Linked DNA regions of Homo sapiens: all the other regions are linked to region 2. A link is an interaction called in ENCODE POLR2A ChIA-PET data of the cell type or tissue named here. Cell type or tissue: CD4-positive, alpha-beta T cell. All regions are shown on one strand. Region 1 has its middle 23 kb from the start of RETNLB. Region 2 overlaps TRAT1 (T cell receptor associated transmembrane adaptor 1). Region 3 has its middle 55 kb from the start of GUCA1C.

What was found. Peaks named below come from ENCODE experiments on the same cell type or tissue, not always from the same donor. Only the 100,000 strongest peaks of a DNase experiment are listed, where the experiment ranks them.
Region 1: POLR2A ChIA-PET joins it to region 2 with 5 read pairs; 3 of 35 experiments call an interaction of 5 or more read pairs at or near these places.
Region 3: POLR2A ChIA-PET joins it to region 2 with 6 read pairs; 2 of 35 experiments call an interaction of 5 or more read pairs at or near these places.

What each region holds. Positions count from the first base shown.
Region 1 is chr3:108,779,046-108,781,545 of GRCh38, forward strand. No RefSeq gene overlaps it. Among named protein-coding and RNA genes, the nearest start is that of RETNLB, 23 kb to the left of the region's middle. In CD4-positive, alpha-beta T cell, no CTCF peak of the experiment used is centred here; a DNase peak (open chromatin) is centred at 1,396.
Region 2 is chr3:108,833,734-108,836,233 of GRCh38, forward strand. All of the region lies in intron 2 of TRAT1 (T cell receptor associated transmembrane adaptor 1), which reads left to right. Among named protein-coding and RNA genes, the nearest start is that of TRAT1, 12 kb to the left of the region's middle. In CD4-positive, alpha-beta T cell, no CTCF peak of the experiment used is centred here; DNase peaks (open chromatin) are centred at 88, 1,058 and 1,558; H3K4me3 peaks cover 2,500 bases; H3K27ac peaks cover 2,409 bases.
Region 3 is chr3:108,897,919-108,900,418 of GRCh38, forward strand. No RefSeq gene overlaps it. Among named protein-coding and RNA genes, the nearest start is that of GUCA1C, 55 kb to the right of the region's middle. In CD4-positive, alpha-beta T cell, no CTCF peak of the experiment used is centred here; no DNase peak of the experiment used is centred here.

The DNA of each region.
Region 1 (2,500 bases), 55 kb before region 2:
CATTTCCTAACTCTCAAAGAGGTAAAAGAGTAAATTCTAGAAGAAGGGTTTCAAAGTGTTTTCCAAGAAGAAATAAATGTCATGTTAGCTCTATTGGCTCTGGTGCATGAACTTTTATACATTTCCACTCTTCTACTGTTTTGCTAGTTCCTGGATACCAAAACTAAGTCTTCATTGAGCTCTACCCTCAACACTGTATTATTATTATAATGAGACTGGGCTCATTCCTCATTGCCTTATTTCTTCTCCAGGTCCAGGCAGCTGACTGAGGTCCAATTATCATAGACTCAACTACTTTATTTAATGAAAGTAATTTAATAAATCAGGCAAAGTGGAATTTTAAGCCAAAAACACTAAGTCAGATAAAGACAACTAATTTATATTAATAAAATATGTAATCTATCAAGAAGATAAAACAGGGATGAATATTTAAATACTGATTAACAACATAAAATCCATAAAATTAAGAAATGAATAGAAGTAAAAGGAAAAATAGAAAAAAAAAAACCCACAGTGTAGGAAACACTCCCGTCAAAGGTTGACATTTCAAGTGATAAAATAATAATAGTCATGTAAGGCATTTTGAAAACAGTTAGTTCAATTGACTTAACAGCCATAAAAATAGAATTTGGATGCCTTGCTATTTGGCACCTCTCTGCTTTAAGTCATGCTGTTCCTTCGGTCTAGAAAGCCCTTTCCTGCTGTCTCTATTTACTTATTTTTAAGTCCGTCTTCAAATGCTGGTTTCTCAAGGATGCCTTCTCCCCAGTAGGATTAAGCACAGCATCCTACATATCCCTGCATCCTGGACTTATTTTATTGTGCTTTCTAGTGTCTCTGGTTATTTCCTAGTCTGGTTTCTCATAGATCATGAGGGCAACAGTCATATTCCCATCTTTGCATCCCCAATATTCAGTACACTGCATGGTGGGTGTGGGTCTCTCTCTTTCATCAATGGAGGTGAGGCCTATTTTGGAAAAACTAGAGTATGCTCAGTAGCTAGACCATTGAGCCAATAGAAGGCCCATCTATATTAAGATGATTTCATTCCTTCTCAAAACGGCCAAATTACCTGAAGGGCTCTGCTATTTCCCATAGAAGGAAATGGCATTAGAGAGAAAAATCAAAAGCCATCAAGTGTAGAAAGTAATGGGTTCAAGATATTTAAAGATTGGAATTGTCAAAGAAAAGATAAATATCAGCCCAACAAGAAAGCAAAGCGTTTTCCTCTTCCTGACTAAAACACAGCATCCAGACAAGCTACTCAGCCGGCCTCTGCCTCACATGCCAATGTGGTTCGAAGTGTGCCCACCCACACCCACTTCCCAGGAGCTGTGTTGTGGCAACTGAGAACCAGCTGAGCTCAGCCGCACTGCTGCACCTGAGGAAATGGAGCAGAGAGGCCTGGTGGTGCAGGTGTTGGGCTTATATCCTGTCCTTTCACAAGAGCAGCCTGAAGCCAAAATGTGGGTGGGGAGTGTCTTCTGAAGACTTGCTAATCTCATTTAGTACCTTGGTTTTGGAAGGGTTTCTGAGAGGCAACTTGTCACTGTGACTATGAGGGAAGATTTATCTGCTTAAGTTGGTCCATGTCTAATTCTGCCTCCTGATATAGGCACTCTCCGTTAACTCGATCTTATTTTATCATAGTGGTGACAGATGGGAATTTTTGTGAAGAATTTTACCAAGAAACAGATATAAAATAAAAACAAACAAGGGAAGCATGATAGCGAGAAGCAACTGAATGTATTTTAATTCATCGGTTCATTTAAGAAATATTCTTGGAGGGCCTACTTGTGATAAACTCTTCTTAGGATTTTCTGTGAAAACTTTTCAGAAAGGTAACGTCAGAGGTGGGTAGTAGATGTTCACCAGCTGAAGGAGGAAGGGGGTCACATAGCAGGCTTTGCAGGCAGAGAGTACAGCATGTACAAGAATGCATGAAAGAGCATGGTGTGCTTCATGAAATGATAAGGAATTTGGTGTTTTGGTGTAGTCAAAATGAAAGAAGTTGGTAAGGGAAGGGGATTAAGAATCAGGTCCCAACCAAATCCCAAATCCCATTTTTGGGATGAGTTCAGCTTTATCATTTTCTATTCTTCTTTAACTGAGATACAAACTCCCACGGGGAGCACAAAATGTTATATGCAAGCGATGAAATAATTGTGACTTCCCTGTAGAATTCTCGGGTACTTTTGAGTAATTGGGGGATCTTTAACAGTTTGATCACATACATGCACAAGAAAAATAATCAGACTAGGATCTCCTCCATGTTAACCAACCTTTCTCAGAAAAGTCCAGACTAGGCTGGGCATGGTGGCTCACACCTGTAGTCTCAGCACTTTGGGAGGCCCAGGTGGGCAGATGATTTGAACTTAGGAGTTCGAGACCAGCCTGGGCCACCTGGCAAAACCTTCTCTCTACACAAAATACAATAATTAGCTGGGCATGGTGGTGCATATCTGTAGTTCCAGATACTCAAGAGGCTATGGTGAGAGGA
Region 2 (2,500 bases):
GTTTCAGTTTCCTTATCTATAAGATGTGGAAAATACCATCTAGACCCTAGGGTTCTTGTAAGAATTACACACACACACACACACACACACACACACACATCTTTGCATAGTGCTGGGGACTTAGTAGGTCAGTCCTAGATCTGGTGCAGCCCATCACCATACCTAGTGGCCGTGTTGTTTCCTTCCTTCTTTCCACAAATAATTATTAAGGATCTACTATGGCTATATGTCATCCCATGTAATTTTCACATCTGTTATTTTGGTGAACATTGGTTTCTCTGGCTACTTTGCTGCTCCCACCATCCCTATGCCCCTCTAAGTCCTCTCCAGCTCCAACTTCACTTTCCTCATCTCTATATTATTTAACACATCTGTACAACACCCTGAGCTTTAGCACTAAATGTTGTGGTCATGTATGTCACATTCAGGTCCATTTCAGAGAGTTTTCTGTAGAGTTTTATGGAATTGATTCTAAACATTAGCTTATCACAAAACCTTTTATTTGAGCAGTAATGTACCCTCATTAGGTGGAGCATACACTGGAACTTGCATTTTATTGGTGTGCAATTGATGTATTCATCAACGCTAAGAATGTCCTTTGTTCTTATCCCACCTCCACCCTTTCTCTCTGCCCCAACTTCTCCTAACATCTTTTCCCAAGTATTAGTAATAGCTCTGCCTTTCTTTCCATCCCATATGAACAAATAGAACTATCTTTGTTTCTAACCCAGAGATTTCAAATATATTTCAGAACTGCTCTGCAAACAGTTCAGTTCCTTCCAATCTTCCTGAAGAAGACTTCCTGCCTTATTTCTCTGGGACAAACAAACTATAATAAAAGAGATTCTATTGTATCAACTGGCTTTTCTGCCACTTGGGCTGTGAATGAAATGCCCCTGTATCTGGCCTCATATAACTTTTTATGTTTGCATCTTTTTGTTACTCTTTGTGGCTGAGAAATTTGCAAGATCTGACTCCACCTTGGTTAGTCAGTGAATAAGTTTTGCTGGTGTAATAAATAGCGTTCAAAAGAAAATCTCCATTTCAGCAACAATACAATATCTGCACATTCAATCAGATAGACCAGATAAGCCTCCCCTTGATGTTTTCTGTAGCAGCTAGGTAGAAGCTTTGAAATGGAGTTCTCTCATTCTCCCTAAAATAAATCCTTCATTTTTTATGTGATTCTTTGTTCAAATCTGTTCTTTAGGAGGATTATATTTATTTCTTTTTCTGATAGGAGTGCATTCACTTTTTCCTTCTTTAAATCCAAAAACTATTCTTTGTTTAACTCTTCCTCTCTGGTTTGGAAAGAAGGATAAACAAGCGTATGGTTTGGTCATACATCAAAGTCCTATCAGTAGGAAATTATGGCATCTTCACATTTAACATGTATCAGAGAAATTTCATTATGGAGTTTAAACTATGTGCCGTTGTCTATTCTTGTACATAGGAGGGTTAACACTCTAAGAGGAAAAACATAAAAGCAAACATATTTGCATCACACCCTCTCAACTACAAACCTGACCACAAGTGTTTGCATCTGAATCACAGGAGAGGATTATGAGAGCTCACCTAGTTCTTCCCACGCACAGTCTTGCACATTTCATTGCTTTATAGCAAAGCATACACTTTTTTTATTTTGCTAAATGTCATTGAAATCACCAGGCAGCTTTTAAATTAAGTCATGCCACTTATTTTTAAATAAACTTTTGAGCCTTCATGACAGAGCAAACTTTTCAGAAGCCTGAGCTTGCTGGCTTTTATTCTGAGCTGTAACCTCTGAACTTCTCACTACGGCTCATTTAAAGAGATTATAACCTTCTTCTAGGGAGGACTGCAAAACAAAATTACCCAAGTACTGATGGCTCAGCTGCAGATTATACATTTACATCCTAAAAGTAGCATGGAATGGGGTGCCCTTGAACTTCTTACATCCCATTTCAGGTGCTCCCTTTAACCATTACTTGTTTTCTTTATTTTCCCCCCAAATTGGTTTAGTCCCTTTCCTTCCATCTAAACATCACATTATTATATTGTATCCTTTATATAGTTGCTTCTATTTCCTTTTTCCCACACAGTTTTTGTCTTTTTTTTCTTTTATTCCCCTATTGATAATACATTCAGCACATTCCCATTCAATAGAGTTAGTTGTTTGTTTGTATTTATTTATTTATTTATTTATTTATTTATTTATTTATTTTTTGAGAAAGTCTTGCTCTGTCGCCCAGGCTGGAGTGCAGTGGCACGATCTCAGCTCACTACAACCTCTGCCTCCTGGATTCAAGCGATTCCCCTGCCTCAGCCTCCCGAGTAGCTGGGACTACAGGCGCATGCCACCATGCCCAGCTAATTTTTTGTATTTTAGTAGAGATGGGGTTTCACCATTTTGGCCAGGATAGTCCCGATCTCCCGACCTCGTGATCTGCCCACCTTGGCCTCCCAAAGTGCTGGGATTACAGGCATGAGCCACCGTGCCCGGCCAGAGTTAGTTTTTATG
Region 3 (2,500 bases), 64 kb after region 2:
TTTATCAGAAAAGAATCCTCCGCATAGAAAAATAAACTGTATACCAATTAGACCAGACAGTAAATCTGGAGAGATCCAAGCTCTGGTCAGGTCCAGCTTTACTCTTTTTACAAGACCTAGGAGAGGAGCTCACAGAGATAAAAGAGGAAGATACACTCAGTGTGCTATTGTTACAGCTCACATTTTTTCTCTTTCACTTTTACATTTTTGTCTTTCACTTTTCTTTCCCCTAACTGACCTATAAATTCAATGTTATTCTCATAGACAATCCCAGCAGTGGTTTTGTGAAAACTGGCAAGCTGACTTTACATTTTACCTAAAAATACCAAGGGTCAGGTATAGCCAAGGAAATTGCAAGAAGAAAAAAGAAAGCAGATATCAGATATCAAGACTTATTGTAATGTTATAGTAATTTACAGAATATGGTATTGATGCAGGAATAGACAAATAGATCAATAAAACTCAACAGAGCATTTTTTTAACCTTTAAACCAATTTCAGACTTACAGAAAAGTTGTAAAAACAGTACAAAGAATTCCCTCATATCTGTCAACCTCCTTCTCCGAATGTTACCATCAGATTGATTTTCAAAGCAACTTTAAATTTGACATATAAAATTGTTTTCTAAGTTTTGTTTTAATTTGTGGGTTTTTTTCTTATCATCTGTGACCCTGAAATATTTTTTGTATGTTTAGTAGTCAGTGTATTTTCTCCTTTGCAAATTTTCTATCCTGATAGTTTCCCCATCTTTGGAATCTTCGCGTTGTTCTTGTAAATTTGTCTGAGGTTTTGTATTTTAAATGTGTTAGATGTGTTTGTCGTACTTGTACAAACGAATTTAACTTATTCTTTTCTTTTTAATTTTTTGATTACATAGTTTTGTGTTTTTAAGTATTTAAAAAATCTATTTATATTTTGAGAACCATTTTGCATTTAGTGGTGGTACATCATTTTATTTTTTCAGGATATATTTTGAATTCTGGAAAAAGCCAGAAACAATTAGTAAGTCAAGTGTCCAGAGTACAGATAAACAAATGTTACTGTGGTAAGAAAACTACAGATCAAAAACCAAAACCATCAGCAGCTGGATGATAATATGATGATAACATTATGATTTTCTTGTGTGATCAAGCAATTGCTTAAAAGCCAATTTCAAAAATATTTTTTAAATGGCAGCATCAGTTGGATGATATGAGATCCCATGGAAATTAATTTGAAGGATAACAGAAAAAACTATTTTCCCATTATGACTTCTGCGATCTAATGAAGGGACACATAGTATGAAAGACTCTGAATTTCTTTCACAGTATGAAAGAAATTGAGTTTTGTTAGCTCTGTCACTTTTAAGGTGTGTAATTATTGACAAGGTTTGTATTTCCTCTGTTCATTCAACATATTTGTTAAGTGCCTACTATGCACTAGGCTGTGTCTTAAGTGCTGAGTATCTGTTAATAAACTAAAGAGCCAAAAATCTTTGCCTTGTAGAATTCATATTCCAGAGAAGACAAACAAAGAATAAACAAAATAAACAATGGCATAGTAGGTTAGAAGATAGCAAACACTACCTTCTAACATTACTTCTAAAATTAAGTAGGGTAGGAGCATAGAGGGTGTGAGGGTGAAGGAAATGGACTTTTGCAATTTAGAAAGGTGGTCAGGAAAGGCCTCACTGAGAAGGTTACAATTTAGCAAAAGCTTCAATGGAGCAAAAGCTTGATGGAGGCGAAAGAAAAAGTCGTGTTGATATTCTGGAGGTAAATATCCCAGGCAGAGGAGAGCAAGAGCCAAGTCCCTGAGGAGGGCTGTGCTTGGAGTGGTTTAGAAGTGGCCTCTGTGGCTGAAGTGGAGTGAATGAGGGCAAGAGTAGCAGCAAATGAAGCGAGAAAAATAAGGGGAGAAGAGCAGGTAGATTATGCAAAGCCCTAAAGGCCACTCTGAGAACTTTGGCTTTTATCTTGAATGAAAATAGGAGCTACATGAGAGTTTTAAATCAGGATCTGCCTTATGCTTTTTTAAAACAATAATATGTATTTTTATTATAGCATAATTTTTTTTCACTCGGCAACCACTCATGAACATTTTCCTGTGTCAATATACGTTTATCTATAGGTAAGATTATTTTTTCTTTTTTTAATTTATGCATAATAGATGTACATAGTTTGGGGGTACATGTAATAATTTGATATATTCATATAATTTGTAAAGATCAAGTCAGTGTGCCTTATGCTTTAATTGGATCACTCTGGCTGCTCTATTGAGAATAGACTGTGGAGGGACAAGGGTTGAAGTGGGGAGATTAGTTAGGAAATCGCTAGAATAATCCAGATGAGACATAGTGACAGCCTAGCACAGGCCAGTAGGGTAAGAGGTAGTAGCTTGGTACAGAAAGGGTTCAAATTCTAGATATATTTCAATTTAATTTTCTCATATATACCGATCTGAATAATAGGTATTAAATGATAGTCATAATAGCTACATGTATATCAAAATTATCTTAATGA